3 separate regions of the Mus musculus genome follow, and regions 1 and 3 are each linked to region 2. The links are chromatin loops, found by intact Hi-C in ENCODE. Cell type or tissue: left cerebral cortex. All regions are shown on one strand. Links, peaks and the distances in the headings refer to the core of each region. The heading gives the core; the rest is flanking DNA.

Region 1 (5,230 bases), core at 1-5,000, 68 kb after region 2:
ACAATTGCCTCGAGCGGCAGCCATGATAAATTTAAAGGGGCAGCACCCACGGAGGCGGTAGCCGGACCGGCAGACTGCAGGTGAGTCTTTGGGAGTACCCCTGGGGCTGAGAATTAAGATTACACTGACTCTTATTCCCACATTCCGGGACAAATGAATAAGTCCCTTCCTACTAACCTCAGAAAACTTTAGACTGACTCAAAAACTCCGCCCCCCCGCGATTCTTCCCCGCCCCTCGGCGTCCAGACAGTGGGATAACCTGCCCCGCCCCCTATGGGAACCCCTGACTGTGACCTCGAGCTGGTCTGATGTCGGGTCCCGGGCAGCAACTCTGTTCTCACTCACTCTGCCCTTCCTCTCCCCTCAGCCTTTGGCGATCTTACTCTGTCCTCACCCTCGGCCCTCGGGGCGAGGCAGGAACCTTAGACACTCCTGAACTGTGGGCCCTCAGGCTTCGGTAGCCTGCGCTCGGAGCCTTGCTCCGTGACCCCACTGTGCTCAGCAGATCTGCTATGCATCCCTGAACCATCCGGCACTTGCGAGACATTTTAAGGCGCCTGTTAGGTGATTATGTCAGACAAAGCTATGGAAGGAGGCGATTGCCGTAATCCTGTTGGGAATCCTAACCGGGTCTCCCTTCTCAGGGACACCACACCCCTTGCTGCAGGTCTCCTTATCGGGAGAAAGTAACTGCACCGAGCTGGAATGAGGAGAGTGACTTAAGGAAGAAGGGACATTAGTACAAGTCTTTGAAGAACCTGTAGGCTGGAGGAGGGAGGGTGTTTGTCCTGGGTGGGGCTCCGTGCCAGGTCCTCTGAGAGGCTGTGAGGTGGTGACAGAGAAGGGGTGGGACTGCCGGACTTCTGGACTTTGGGCAGTACAAAGCCTTCTAAATCCTTAGTTTCAGGTCAGAGTTTCTTCCGGGCTCTGGCCTGGGAGCCGCCTGAAGCCAAGAGCTTCTGCTCTGTAAGCAGGTAAGGAGACTTCAGGGATGAGTTTGGAGGAAGTAGGAAGACCGGCTGAATTCGGGGGGGGGGGGGGGGAGTGAGGCCAGAAGGTGGTTTGGAAGGAGATCAGCAGGTTGGGAGGTGCTGGGCTTAGTGCCTTTGCTGATGCAGCCTGAAGACCTTGAACCTTCCAGAGCCTTGTCATGACGGCTGCTGTTTCCTGTACTCCCACATCCCTAACCTTGGGTCCTTCCCCTTTATTGGGACACTGCTTTCTGCACAGCTCTCCCACAAGTCCTCTGTGATTCTTACAATGCTTCAGATCCCCTGCTTCCTTTCCCTAACCTATGCTCTGTCTCCAATTGCCAAGTCCTGAATTCCTCTAGCTCCAAGCCTGCCCGATTGTCCTACAGATCTCTATCCAGGTTAATTCCTCTCCCTCACCTTAGTTTTATGGTCAGTGCCGTGGAACTCCTCCTCTTTCATCAGCTTAGCCATGGGGTCGGCCATACTCTTTTCCCTTTGCGGGATGCCCACCAATCTCTAGTAGTATGTCTTTTCTCTGCCCCACCTGAACTCTGTGGTTTCTCTTTAGCCTAGGATGTCAGGCTTGGTGTTGGGGCAGCGGGATGAGCCTGCAGGGCACCGGCTCAGTCAAGAGGAGATCTTGGGCAGCACCAAGGTGGTGAGCCAAGGGCTGGAGGCCCTACACAGTGAACATCAGGCAGTGCTGCAGAGCCTGTCCCACACCATTGAGTGTCTGCAACAGGGAGGCCATGAGGAAGGACTGGTCCATGAGAAGGCCCGGCAGCTGCGGCGGTCTATGGAGAACATCGAGCTGGGGCTGAGCGAGGCCCAGGTAAGAATAAGGGGGGATGCCAAGTGTTCCAGTGACATGATGCAAGTTTGGGGGTCTCCTTGTCCTAGAAACTTGGATTTGTTGATTCGTTAAATGTTCATTAAGTGACTACTGTGTGTCAACTCTTCTGCATGCTGGTGGTGCAGTATAGAACACCACAGCACAGTTCTTCTCGGAGCTGATATTATAGCTGGGAGAGTCAGCTAGAGCTCAGGTAAATATGTAAATGATTTACTGGGCCAGAGTGATCATTGCTAAGGACAGAACAAAGACAAAGAAAGAAGGGAAGGGGCTGGAGGGATGGCTGAGGGGTTAAGAGCTATGTGCTCTTCTAGAGGTCCTGAGTTCAAGTCCCAGCAATGGTGGCTCACAACCATGTAATGGGATCTGATGCCCTCTTCTGGTGTGTCTGAAGAGTGACAGTGTACTCATATGCATCAAATAAAGACATAAAGCTTTAAGAAAGGAGGGAAGTAGGAAGAGGATACAGAGCTGTCATAAAATCCCTCACTTAAAAGGTGATGTTTGAGCAGAGAGGGTGAGGATGCGCACCATGGGATTGATGGTCCAGCAGGCAGCACAGGCACACAGGCCTTGCTTGGAGCCTGGCTCATAGGTTTAGTGATTTGCAGAGCTGCTGTGGGTTCCTGCAGGGTGCAAAGTGAGTGAGGGCACAATGTAGATAACTCAGGAGGAGGAGGGATGCCATGGGAGACATCTACAGAGAGTGTGGAGCTGGGAGGCTGTCCTCAGGTTGAGAGAGCTGTTGGGATGTCTGAGGAGTGATGGGATTCGGCCTGGATCATCTGCTCTCTGGATGAGAGTAGAACTAGAGACTAAGGGCAGAGACCAGGGAGGCCTGGAGCAGGCTGCTGCTGTCTGAGTGGGAACTGGAAGATTGGCGTCTAATGGGCGGGGTGACAGCTGGGGTTAGAGTATCCATTTAATTCCATTCATTCATTTATAGATTTATTCATTTATGTTATGTATGTGAGTACACTATTGCTGTCTTTGGACACAGAAGAAGAGGGCATCAGATCCCATTACAGATGGTTGTGAGCCACCATGTGGTTGCTGAGAATTGAATTCTGGAAGAGCAGTCAGTGCTCAGAACCTCTGAGCAGTCTCTCCAGCCTGAGTATCTCTCTTTCTTAACTCCATTCATTTTTTTTTGTGTATGTGTTTTGTCTGCATCTATGTCTATATACTCCCCGTAATCCTGGTATGTGTAGAGGCCAGAAGAGGCCATTGGATCCCCTGGGACTGCAGTTACAGGTGGTTGTGAGCCAACATGTTGGTGCCAGGAATTGAACCCAGGCCCTCAGGAAGAGCAACCAGTGCTCTTAATCACTGAGACATCTCTCCAGCCCAGTATTTCTCAACCTGTGGGTTGTAACCCTTGGGAGGTCAAATGACCCTTTCACAAGGGTCACCTATCAGACATGCTGTATATCAGATATTTACATTACGATTCATAACATAGCAATATTAGTTATGAAATAGCAATGAAATAATTTTATGCCTGGGGGTTAGCCACAACTCGAGGAACTGCATTAAAGGGCCACAGCATTAGGAAGGTTGAGAGCCACTGCTCCAGCCTCGGAGCATCTGTTTATGATACGTCTCTTTTTTGGTTGTTGGTTTTCAAGACAGGGTTTCTCTTTGTAGCCAAGGCTTTCCTGGAACTCACTTTGTAGACGAGGCTGGCCTCGAACTCAGAAATCCACCTGCCTCTGCCTCCCGAGTGCTGGGATTAAAGGTGTGTGCCACCATGTTCGGCTTATGATACATCTCTTGCCACTCACTGCCGCTTGTTGCTTCCTCTCTGTCATCTTCCGGAAGGCCACCTGTCCCCTGAATGCTCTTATCCAAAAGCCTGGAGCTCATATGATGTTCCCACCTAGGTGATGCTGGCGCTGGCTAGCCACCTGAGCACAGTGGAGTCTGAGAAGCAGAAGCTGCGAGCCCAAGTGCGGCGGCTATGCCAGGAGAATCAGTGGCTCCGGGATGAGCTGGCGGGCACTCAGCAGCGCCTGCAGCGCAGCGAGCAGGCTGTGGCTCAGCTAGAGGAAGAGAAGAAGCACCTGGAGTTCCTGCGGCAGCTGCGGCAGTATGATGAGGACGGCCACGGCATGGTGAGCATGTGAGAGTGGGCCGAAAGCTCTCGTTCTCAGTTACCAGGATGTGTGGCAAAGACAAACGGTCAGACAGCTGGAACCCAGAATCCTAAGGGCTACAGTCAGGGAGAGCACAGCCCACTTAGGGAGGAGACTCCCTTACGGTCTTCTCTCAGTGAGCTGGTGCTTATGTATCCCTGTGCCTGTGCCGAGTGAGTGCAGAGAGGAGGAAAAGTGCCTGCCTTCTCAGGTCTGTGCAGAACTGGGCTCACACACAAGGACATGGATGTGACTAGACAAAGCAGCAAGCACACAGTGTGGATGTGGCTCCGTCAGATAGAGGAGCCACATAGATAGGTCCCTGAGGACTGGCATGGTCAGAAGGGTTCAGAGAGGAGGTGGGGTACAGAGTTGGGAGGTAGTTATAACCATGTGTTCATTTTTTTTTTTAAAGATTTGTTTATTACTATACATAAGTACACTGTAGCTGTCTTCAGACACACCAGAAGAGGGCGTCAGATCCCATTACAGGTGGTTGTGAGCCACCATGTGGTTGCTGGGATTTGAACTCAGGACCTTCTAAGGAAGAACAGTCAGTGCTCTTACCCACTGAGCCATCTCACCGTGTTCATTTAAGTGGGGTAGAAGTTGTGCTGGGCTGGGCGTGGTGGCGCATGCCTCTAATCCCAGCACTTGAGAGGCAGAGGCAGGCAGATTTCTGAGTTCGAGGCCAGTCTGGTCTACAGAGTAAGTAAGTTCCAGGACAATCAGGGCTACACAGAGAAACCCTGTCTTGAAACCACCCCCGCCCCCAAAAAAGAAGAAGTTGTGCTGGATTTTCAATGATGATGTGGGGAAAGAGGAGCTTGCTGGCCTGGAGGAGGAATTATAGTTAACAGTCCAGGGCTAGCCGGAGTGCTGTTCTGTCCAGGGGATGGAGAGATGATTTACCTGGGACACACAGATAAGCCTCTGTGTAAGGCTACCATTCCCGAAGAAGAAAAGCACATTTTCCATTGTGGAAATGTGTTAGACAGTGAGGGCTGGGCCCTCAGAGATGGTAAGCCCAAGGCAGAGCTAGACACTGTGGGTCAGTAAGAGCAGACATACTCCTTCCCCTCAGGAGAGACAGGAGAGACGTATAATCAGTGTAAGTGCACAGGGATCGCATGGCTATAATTGCAAAAGGTGAGCATTAGAGAGAGGGAGAACAGAGTGTTAGAGAGCTTTCGGGATGAGAAATAGAGTTAAACTATTTTGTCTATGACATCCCTGGCTTTCCCATCCAGGAGACCTGTGCATGACTG
Region 2 (5,574 bases), core at 328-5,327:
GTGAGGCGAGGACAGAATCTCAATGTGTAACTCTCGAGCAAACGGAGGCCCGGGCAGTGGTGAACAGCTTCCTTTGTTCTCTGGGGCGATGGAGCCTTCCAAATACCTCTAATGGAGAAAACAGTTGCCAGCTTACAACCTCCAAGCAGTCAGGTTTTACACTCGTAGCAGCCAGTACCCACATCCACCTTTTGTCTTTCCCTTAGCAAGGCTGGTGACCCAGGACGGCCAAACTGCAGAGCTCTGCTACCCTTAGGAAACCAAAAGCCCTCCTAATGTGAACCAACTCTTGACTCTGGTTCCAGAGCCGCCTGTAAAGACGGCTTTCTGGCTTTGATCCTTGTCATCCCACAGCCAGTGAGGTACTAAGAAATGTACTTCTCTGATTTCTGTTTTCCTACTGAGACAGTTTCATGTAGCCCAGATTGGCAGCTATGTTGATGGGAATACTCGAGTCCCAAATCCTCCTGTCTCCCCCACCCAAGTGTTGGGATTACAGGCATGTAGCACCACACCCTGCCTCTACAGGTTCTCTGAAGGACAGCAGGTAGCTACTGAGTTGACACCAAGTGGTCTCTGGTGAAGACATGGCTCTGGCTGTGGGAAAAGGCTATATAGTTTTGTTGTCTCAGTCCAGAGCTCAGGCTGACCTTCAACCCACTGATTTTCGTGCATCAGCTTCTCAAAAACTACAGACAGGAGCCACCACAGCCAGCTTCAGATATGTCCTGACACCACTAACGGGCTGGTCAGCTGACTGTCCTCCACTGTACTTCTGTTAGAAGGAGACCACTCTCATCTGGACATCTTAGTGGACAGGGTTGGTCTGTCTGCTCTGGGTGCTGGGCCACACACTAGGTCCATCTCAGTGTTAACTAGTCACTCAACTAACTCTGATGGACTGTCTTTGTTTCTACCTATGGCCATTGGGCACCCGAGAGAGGTTAAATCAACTTCAGATCTGGTGTTAACTAGTTAATTTTACGTGGCTACTGGCTTCCTTTCAAGCCAGCACCAGCCTAAATCATATACTTCTATGCTTAGAAACTAAACTGTAGACCCCGCCTCTCCCAAGCACAATTGTATTTTTAAAAGGCAGAAATCAAACACTTCAAGAACTTCTCTTAAATGTATTTAATAAGACATATCAAGTTATGTACAATATATGACTGAGGCCTAGACAGTGTGTGTGTAATCATATAAATAAGATATATACCCTAACAAGGCTCAAAAGGCTACAAGAGGAAGAAATGATGTTAAGGTTGTGGTTATAAAATCATGAAAGGATTTATGCGAGTGTCACGTTTAGGTCGGAAATGACAGTTGCTTTATCAGATAAAGTTAGAACAAGAAGTCAGTCAAGGAAAAAGCAAGAGGTACCAGGATAGCATTCTAACGTAGCAACGCAGTTACAGACTAGGGGTACGCAGAGCTGGTACTTGGCAGGGAACCTCATGTTTCACCTGAACACGTGAAAGACAGTTTGATAAGAGAAAATGAGTATACAAGACTAAGAGACCTTAAGTGAAAGGTCTAATTGTAAGGCACAGGGGACCTGAATTCTACAGATTTAGCCTTCCAACTCAGTAAAGACAGGGAAGAGAGCAAAAGTTAAAGGAAGCATTCCTGACCTGAATTCTGAGCTCTCCCACTTCCAGGGGGTCACAGCCGAGATTAAAAGCCAGAGTGGCGGGCAGAAACACCAGTCCGTCAGCGAGTGGCTCTCCCGGCTGCTGCCCGGAGTTGGGTCCCAGTCTCTCAGACAGCTCCCAGCGCGGTTCTAGAACCTGGACTTGAGCCAAGCGCGGCTGCGAGGAGTTGGGTAACTCTGCGACCTGGGCCACCCAGACCCATTCGCCCTGGAAGAGTCCGAGACTCCGGAGACAGCTCCGGCTCACACCCAGCGCATCTCCAGTCCCTCCCAGAACCCCTCGGAGTCGCCGGACCGAGTGGGAAGCTGCAAAGGACGACACTACGGGCGGGGGCGGGGGATGGCTGTGATCCCGACTCTCCTGGCCCAGTTTGGCCCGCCCGCGGAGCTCAGTCACGGCCAGCCGTGTCCCCGGGCCCAGCAACCCCTGCAGGGCCGGTCGCGTCTCCAACACTCGCGATCCGGGCACGGGGAGGGTCTCCCCGCGGCGCACCAACAGCGGCCCGACTCGAGGCCCTAGCCCGGGTCCCGGAGCCGTGGCAAGCAACGCCCAGCCCAGGGCCGGGGGACGCCGCACAAGCCGCGCTCGTACTCGCGCCCCGGGCCCCAGCGCTAGGACCCGCAGCAGCGCGCGGCTCACCAGCAGCGGCGGAGGCCCCGGCCCGCGCTGCTCGCCCTGGGCGCCGGACCCTTCCACGGCCGCCACGAGCAGCGCGGGCTTCGCGGGACTCTCGCTCGCCGGCCGCAGTGCCAGCACCAGCCCCAGCCCCGTCGCTGGCCACGGGCCCCCGGGAGGCAACAGCACCGCCAACGGTGGTGTCTCCGTCGGGAAGGGGTCCAGGACGCGCAGGACAGCCAACGCCATGGCGAAGGAGAAGGAAACCACTCCACTTCCGGAAATAGGGGGCGGAAAAAGTCCGGGGCAAGAGAGGCGTTTCCGCTTCCGGTAGGAAAGTGGGCGGGGTGCCGATGGCCAAGTCGGCCCCTGAGAAGATGCACAGGGGTGGGGGGGAGCCTGGCTTGACGACCGCCTCCGTTGTTGTCGACGCACGCGCCCTTTGAAACTCAGTGGAGGAGCATTTTTACAATTCTGTAGGGCAAGTAGCGTCCTCTCGACCTTCATGCCCCATAACTTGAACTCAGTATTTAACTGACCAAGAGTAATCGGTGTGGGCCAGGCGGTGGTGGCGCACGCCTTTAATCCCAGCACTTGGGAGGCAGAGGCAGGTGGATTTCTGAGTTTAAGGCCAGCCTGTCTACAGAGTGAGTTCCAGGACAGCCAGTACTACACAGAGAAACCCTGTCTCGAAAAACAAAACAAAACAAACAAACAAAAAAGAATAATTGGTGTGAAAAGAAGGATGGGGTTTGGGGAGATGGCTTAGTGGTTAAGAGCACCGACTGCTCTTCCAAAGGTTCTGAGTTCAAATCCTAGGAACCACATAGCGGCTCACAACCATCCGTAATGAGATCTGATGCCCTCTTCTGGGGTGTCTGAAGACAGCTACAGTGTACGGACTTACATAAAATAAATAAATCTTTAAAAACAAAGAAAAGTGGAAAAAGTCCATTTTCCTGAGGATGTCTTAGTTTGTCCTGCTCAGCTGTAGGCACAGCGTCTTGAGGGTTACCGGGAACGTTGTAAGGGGGATGGTGGGATAAAACTGCCCCAGCCATGCTTATGCCAATCTATTTATGCAGCGGCTGCTGGCTGAATTAATGCATGGGATTCATGTAGCCCTGTTGCTTGGTGTTGCCACACTTCTCCCAACACACCCTCCTTAAAGCTCATGTTCCAGTGCCTTGGGTCCTTCACGTTCTCTGTCCTACTCCGATCTAACTTGAAGCTTGAACAGTTTACCTAATTCTAGGAGAGCTATAGGAGAGAAGGCGACAGAGAAGGAAAGGGTTGAAGGCTTCTGTGATGGGAACTGAGCCAATAGCCTTAGTTACTTAGATTTCGTCTTTGTCTTTACTCTTTCTTTTTTATGATTTATTTATTTAAAATTTGTACGTGCACTGCTGTTTTGTCTGTACGTATGTCTATGTGAGGGTGTCAGATCCCCTGGAACTGGAGTTATAGACACTTGTGAGTGACAGGTGGGTACTGGGAATAAAACCTGGGCCTGCTGGTAGAGCAGTTAGTGCTCTTAACAGCTGAGCCATCTCTCCAACTGCCCCCCTCCAGAAGTCTCCTTTGTAATTAACAGATACAGGTTTTTGTGAAATACATTTAATCAATATATTGGATTGTGGCTATTCCCCTTTTCTGGACCTTGTATTTTTTTTCCAGTTACTGTCAGACTGTCTCCTTTACAGTCGAACCTTTTGAGATAGTCTTCTATTTTGTATAGTATACATTCTGGAACAATTTGGACATCAGATATCAGAAAGTTTGAGTATTGACTACATGTATTAAGGTATCTTTATCCCCAGAAGATGAGAAAATATTTAGATTTCTGATTTTAGCTCCTGGAAATACCTTAGGTCATGAACCTGAAATTGGCCTGGAGATGTAGTTCAGTTGGTAGGGTGCTTGTCTGGCATGCTGTTGCCCTGAGTTTGATCTCAAGCACTTTATAAAGCCAAGTGTGGTTGGTTTGATAGACTCCTGTCTTCCTAGCAACAAGGTAGGTAGAGGCAACAGCTACGTGGTAAATTTGGAGCCAGCCTAGGATACATGAGAACTTGTCTCAATGGAATTGTCCAATCTTTTTGTTGTATTTCGTCTTTTTGTACATGCGTGTGTTCGTGTGTATTTGTGTAATTGCACATACGTGATAAAACTTTTCCTGGGGAGATTCAACACAAGTTTTCCCACCCCAGATAGGGATCCCAGGGCAGACCAAAACATAAATACCAGCCTGGTCTACAGAATGAGTTCCAGGACAGCCAGGGCTACACAGAGAAACCCAGTCTCAAAAAACCAAAAAATAATCAACCAAACCAAAAAAAAAAACAAAAAACAAAAAACAAAACCAAAAAAACATAAAGACCAACTAAGTCCAACTTGATGAACCAATGCACTTTATTGGAGTTAATTATAGAAATGTGGGTGAGGGGTCACTCACAGGAGCAGAAATGACTCAAAGCTGCATTAGCAAAGCCCACCCCAGTGTGGGTGACAGCTCACAAAGCTTGGAACCTGGAGCACACTGCACATCTGCAGGCAGCTCAACAGTTGAACAGTGTCCTTTCCAGGTGCCTCCTCTGGTCTATAACCCTCTACTAGGCATCTGCTCTGGTCTGGGAGTCTTCTTGGCAGCTTGGCTCCACTTCTCAGCTCTTACTGCTTACTCTGATAGGAAGGGGCCTAGTGAATCTAGTCAGTTTCAGGGACTTCCTGAAGCTATTGTGAGTGCTTTCCTTTCTGCTTAATGAACTTCCTGCAAGATGGAATGTTTTAACCTGAGAGGAAACCATTAGAAAATACAGGTTTCTCCAGGCATGGTGGCACAAGCCTTTTATCCCAGTACTCAAAAGGCAGCAGATCTCTGCGAGTTCAAAGCCAATCTGATCTACAAATTGAGTCCACTACAGCCAGGGCTTGTTACACAGAGAAACTCTTGTCTCAAAAAAACAAACCAAAACCCCAAAGGGTTCCTTTGAAATTGCTCTCCACATTATCTTTTTGAGGTAAGGCTTCTCACTATTGTTGGCATCAGGACCTCGGGAAAACCTGTGACATCACATAGGGGACCTACAGACCTGTTGCTAAGACAACGGCCACCATATTCCCAGAATCCATTTGGCTCACCTCCCACCTTTACCTATGTTATGTCATTATCCATATATATAAGCAGAATGCCCCTCCCTCCCTCTCTTCCTCCCCTCCTTGCCCCTCTCTCCCAATAAACCTTTTTTTAAAAAAGATTTATTTATTTATTATATGTAAATACACTGTAGCTGTCTTCAAACACTCC
Region 3 (5,230 bases), core at 1-5,000, 63 kb before region 2:
GACCAGACTGGGCTCGAACTCAGAAGTTCACCTGCCCCTGCCTTCCGAGTGCTGGGATTAAAGGCATGAGCCACCAAGCCCAGCAGTTTTTTTATTTTTATTTATATGAGTACACTGTCGCTGTCTTCAGACACACCAGAAGAGGGCATCAGACCCCATTACAGATGGTTATGAGCCACTGTGTGGTTGCCGGGAATTGAACTCGGGACCTCTGGAAGAACAGTCAATGCTCTTAACCACTGAGCCATCTCTTACTTAAGTACACTATAGCTGTCTTCAGATGTGCCAGAAGAGGATGTCAAATCTCATTATGGGATTACGGGTGGTTATGACCCACCATGTGGTTGCTGGATTTGAACTCAGGACCTTCGGAAAAGCAGTCAGTGCTCTTATCCACTGAGCCATCTCGCCAGCCCTGAACCCATGTTTTTAAGAGTCCTTTTTCACAAACTTAAGTGCTGTCATGAATGTCCCAGCATTTCCCTTTTTGTTGAGACCTCAGCCATCCATACCTTCACCCCTGATGCATGCTGACTGGTTATCACTAGCATTAACGCTAACTGGGATAACATTCCTGAGGAATGTAAGTCATTATACAAACATTATTATACAAAGAGGCCTTATGCCCATAGCAGCCGTCAACACTCATGGAGGCTCACACCTGCTGGCCCTATACAGGTGCCGAGAGCCATGTCATTCTGTCCCCTGCTGAGGCCATGCCAAACCCAGCACTGGGGTAGGTCAGAGGACACTTCTCTCCTCTATTGGTTCTGAGAATCTTTACTGGGTAGTCTTTGTGGCCAGCAGTCTTACTCACTGAGCCATCTTGTTGGCACCTTGTCTGACTTTTGGTGGGCCATGCTTGTCAACTAGAAGTCCCTCTGTACGCTGGAGAGCTAGTTAGCAGTTGACCCTGGCACTTGAAGAATGAGAGTTGTTCTGTGTGAAAACAGGAACAAGCCTGTGTGTTGACCTGTTGGAAAGGGACAATGCCTGATACAGCTCTGTTAGGTCACGGGCTAGAAAATGTCTATGTTGCTGTGGACTTTTAGCCTGCAGTGGAGGAGGAATCACATCAGAAACTGATTTCAGAAGGACTATGCAGGCCGGTTGGTTACCTGTTCTGCTGAAGGATCGCGACTGGAACACTCTGTCGCTGTTCTCTCAGACCCAAGTTGAGATTGGTTTGTTGACACAGCTGTGTTTTCCCTCCTTAGGTTTTCCAAAAGCACCCCTCGGAAGTGTTTTTGTCGTCGTTTAAAATTATCAAGTATCTTCAGAGAAGATTATTTTCTGCCTTCAGAAACTGAAGGAAGGCTTGGGCCTAGAGAACGACAGTAAGGTGCGAGCACCGGAGACACTTAACACAGCTCAGTCCATGGAAGGACGAGTTCCCTCATTGGCTGCCTGTCTCGAAATCCACGCAAGCTGTGGAGGAAAGAATTACCCTGCTCATCCTGCCTTCTATCTTGGTGTTTAATGTTGGGTGGGCAACAAGCACAAACCTCCCTCCCACCCCCTCCAAGACTGTTAGAGCAGTGGGCCAGACCAAGCGGCGCACTTGAACATGGATCAAGAGGGTCCCGGTTTTACTTTTTATTTTTGTCAGGGTAGGCAGTCTTGTGTTTGCTTTGTTCAAAGCAGGGTCTCCCTGTTGGCCCTGGCTGGCCTTATACTCCACAGCAGTCCTGCCTCCTCCTCCTAGGTGCTGGGATTAAAGGCGTGCGCCACCACGCCCGGCTACAGCCTGCATTTTTATGCACATTGGTCTGTTAAGCTAGTTGCATTCTGTGCTACCGGAGGGGACTGAAGTTTAATCACTTGTCTTCTATTAAAAACTAGTGTTTGCCTGGGCCTGGTGTGTATACCTTTAGTTGCAGCGCTTGGGAGGCAGAGGCAGGCAGACTTCATGAGTTCAGGGACAGGCAAGCCTGCTCTACAGATTTCCAGGATACCCAGGGCTACACATAGAGAAAATGTTAAAGATAAACAAAAAGCTGGACAGTGGGGGAGCACACCTTTAATCCCAGCACTCGGGAGGCAGAGGCAGGCGGATTTCTGAGTTCGAGGCCAGCCTGGTCTACAGAGTGAGTTCCAGGACAGCCAGGACTACACAGAGAAACCCTGTCTCAGAAAAAAAACAAAACAAAAACCAATGCAGTGATAGATTGTTGTTTCCTAAACCACATGTACCCAGGAAATGCCCACTAAATTTCACCTGGATCAGTGTTAACTGATCATTGGGAAATGAGGTGACCAAAAATGCATCGCAACCTTGGACAAACAGCATGGCTATTTAACATTCTGGGATCCTGCAGAATCCTGCATCTTCCTAAGTAGGGAAGCACTGTAGCATTGGAGAGAGGCCTGGGCGAGCAGAGCTAAGGCTTCCATTTCTGGCTTGCTTGGAATTTAAAACAAGCTTTTTTCTATATAGTAAAAGATTGTTTTTAAGATTTTTGCGTGTGAGTACATGCCAAAGTAGCCAGGAAGTGTCACTTGCCCTGGAGCTAGAATTACTGGCAAATGAAGGCTCAGAGGTGGATGCTGGGACCAATTCTAGGCCCTCTGAGAAAGCAGGTGCACTTGGCTTGTGCCTCCAGCCCCAAAGGCGATGGCTTATTGTGAGCCTGAGGCCAGCCAGGGTTACAGAGACTCAAGAAACAAGTGGGGTTGTCCATGTTGCTGGAGATGACCCAGGTCTATTAGGACCTTGACTACATGGATAGACATTCTGGCAGCTAGTATACTGCCATTGGGGCCTATGGAGAAGTAGCCACCGAGCCTATTTAGAAAGAAGGACTGCTGGCAAGCTTGGTGTCACTATGAAGGCAGACAAAGATCGATGTATTAACGACCCCGACTCCAAAAACACTCGAGGGGGCCCAAGGTGGGCTCAGTGGTTAAGAGCCGTTCGCCCAGGGGCTGGAGAGTTGGCTCAGTGGTACCACATGGTGGCTCACAACCATCTGTAATGAGATCTGACGCCCTCTTCTGGTGTATCTGAAGACAGCTACAGTGTACTTACATAAAATAAATAAATCTTTAAAAAGAGCCGTTCGCCCAGTCCCCTGGGCATCTGGCACCGTTTCACAAGTCCTGCGGGGAGGAAAGAATGCTCCCTCAGAAACCCAGGGCTTAATTCCCAACTACTAGTTTCAGCCTTGGAGATGAATCTGGGTAAGGCACCTGCTGCCAAGCCAGAGCTTAACCGGGGGGGGGGGGGGGGGGGGGGGGGTCTGGTGCATGGTGGGAGGAGAAAGCCAACTCCTATGGGGGTACCAACTACCAAACTGCCTCTGCTCGCACTACCTTAGTTGCTCCCAAGAGTCAGGGTTTTTTAAGATTTAGTTATGTGGCCAAGCACACTGACAACAGAAGAGGGCGTCAGATCCCATTAAAATGTGAGTCACCATGTTTGCTGGAAATTGAACCTTGATCCTCTGGAAGAGCACCGAGCCCTCTCTCCAGTCCCCCAACTCCAAGAACCAGGGTTTCTATGTATCACTCTGGGAAGGAACCTTTTCATCAAACCCAAACGACTGCCAAGTTAGAAATGCCTTTTGGATATCGGTTTATCGGTATCATCAGAACAAGCGGGTCCAGGAGGTTGTGCTGTCCTACAGTGACAAGGGAAACTTATTTCCGTTACACAAATGGACTAGGACACAGTATGAAGTTGAAATTTGGCATCCAAAAACAAAATTACTAGGCAACATTGAGTCCCACAGGTGGCAAGTGTCCAGACTCAAGTTTGTGTAGGACCCAGTCATGCCCTCGGGAAACACCTCGAGCATCAGGAAACCCTTGGGCCTCCGTCGAGTTGGGCGGCTGGACTGCCCCGGGATCGCTCCTCGATGGTCGGAGGCTGCGTCCTCGTGTCTAGGGCGATGGTGCAGGGTGAGGCGGCCGAGCCCGCATCTTCCCAGGGCTTGGGCCTCCGAGGGAGCAGAGACGCGGTGGGTTCACCGTGGGTCGCAGTGATGTGGCGTTTCTCCAGGCCCGGGACCTCCTGGCCCTTCTGTACCAGGTGCAGGAGCTCCGCCAGGGTCACCGAGGCAGGAGCTGGCTCGGCAGACGCCAGTGCACCGCTCGGACTGGAGACACCGCCACGCTGGTCCATGTCCTGCCACCAGCTCATCCCCCGGATCCGGCTGTAAGCACTTCCGGGTGGAGTGGGAGCAACCACTTCGTGAAAAGTAGAGGGGAGCTTAGTAACTTAGCCCAGGGTAGACCTTCCAAGACCCGGGCTATTTGTGCAGAAGCTGCAGCCTGGGTTAACCTCCAGCTCTCATTCCACAACATGAGATGTGCTGCGGTGGGTGAGGAGCGGGCGGGGTGGGGTGGGGGAACGAGCCAAAAAGTGAAGTTTTTGCACCCAGTGAGACAAGTGTGAGGAGGCGTGGCTGTACAAAAGCACTTCCCTTTGGCACGTGTAGATGCGGACGCAGGCTGCGCGCTCAGGGCCGGGAGGGTCGTCTTGGTAGTTTGAGTCTCGCGCTACAGTCCAGAGCGTGATTCTGTATGCTTTTCCAAGCAAGCAAGCAAGCGCTCGTCACATTTGTTAATTGTGGTACTAAGGATCAAATCCCTGGTTTTTGTTGTTGTTGTTTGGGTTTGGGTTATGTGTTGTTTGGGATTTGTAGTCAATTTTGGTTTGAGCCAAGGATTCGTCATCTCCCAATGTCTGCTGCGCTACACCTCCCAATGCTGTTCAGATTTCTGTATCAAAGCTATCCTGACAGGATGCAGTGGCTCATGCTTGTAACACCATATGCTCGGGCCATAGAGCCAGCCGAGTTACACACTGAAACATGTAAGTATATAATAAACAGCTTGATCTGGCACAGATCAAGAAATCAGTAAGTAAAGCATACTTTGCATAATGTTAAAAGCACACAGCATGTTTACCCTTCACCGGAAACAACCCCATGAAACCCAAAAAGTGGGTAAGATGGCTCAGCAGGTAGGGCTATTGAATTTTTATCCCCGTTCTCATGTTTTCAAGGTCTCCTGTAGCCAAAGCTGACCTTGAACTTGAACTCACAATATAGTCTGTGTGTGTGTGCGTGCGCGCGCGTATGCACGCGTCTGACTTCGGATCCTTGCCTTCGAAGGGCAGAAGTAGGCAGACCGCCGCATCCAGCTGGCATTTATCTGGGTTTGTGGGCATTCAAATTCTGACCCTCACACCTGCACGGCAGGCACTAACTGCTGACCATTCCCAACC

What was found. A loop is a pair of places that touch in the nucleus more often than their neighbours do. Peaks named below come from ENCODE experiments on the same cell type or tissue, not always from the same donor. Only the 100,000 strongest peaks of a DNase experiment are listed, where the experiment ranks them.
Region 1: it touches region 2 in a loop (4-fold over the local background); 14 of 42 quality-filtered maps call a loop at or near these places.
Region 3: it touches region 2 in a loop (5-fold over the local background); 2 of 42 quality-filtered maps call a loop at or near these places.

What each region holds. Positions count from the first base shown.
Region 1 is chr17:46,640,825-46,646,054 of GRCm38, reverse strand. Klc4 (kinesin light chain 4) reads left to right here. Exons shown (of 16, transcript NM_001357130.1): 1 at 1-80; 2 at 1,543-1,806; 3 at 3,711-3,941. The coding sequence starts at 1,549. Among named protein-coding and RNA genes, the nearest start is that of Klc4, 2.6 kb to the left of the region's middle. In left cerebral cortex, for the core only: a CTCF peak has its summit at 2,200 (motif pointing left); a DNase peak (open chromatin) is centred at 777; H3K4me3 peaks cover 987 bases; H3K27ac peaks cover 817 bases.
Region 2 is chr17:46,708,442-46,714,015 of GRCm38, reverse strand. It overlaps Pex6 (peroxisomal biogenesis factor 6), which reads right to left and starts at 2,540. Exons shown (of 17, transcript NM_145488.2): 1 at 1,632-2,540; 2 at 1-108. The coding sequence starts at 2,516. Gm52314 (a long non-coding RNA gene) reads right to left here. Exons shown (of 2, transcript XR_003952400.1): 2 at 4,662-5,574. In left cerebral cortex, for the core only: a CTCF peak has its summit at 3,192; DNase peaks (open chromatin) are centred at 1,850, 2,089 and 2,605; H3K4me3 peaks cover 2,103 bases; H3K27ac peaks cover 1,175 bases.
Region 3 is chr17:46,771,724-46,776,953 of GRCm38, reverse strand. It overlaps 2310039H08Rik (RIKEN cDNA 2310039H08 gene), which reads right to left and starts at 4,319. Exons shown (of 1, transcript NM_025966.3): 1 at 3,547-4,319. The coding sequence starts at 4,141. The coding sequence ends at 3,797. Rpl7l1 (ribosomal protein L7-like 1) reads left to right here. Exons shown (of 7, transcript NM_025433.3): 7 at 1,218-3,047. In left cerebral cortex, for the core only: CTCF peaks have their summits at 164 (motif pointing right) and 2,981 (motif pointing left); DNase peaks (open chromatin) are centred at 3,422, 3,724, 4,185, 4,419 and 2 more places; H3K4me3 peaks cover 1,722 bases; H3K27ac peaks cover 1,569 bases.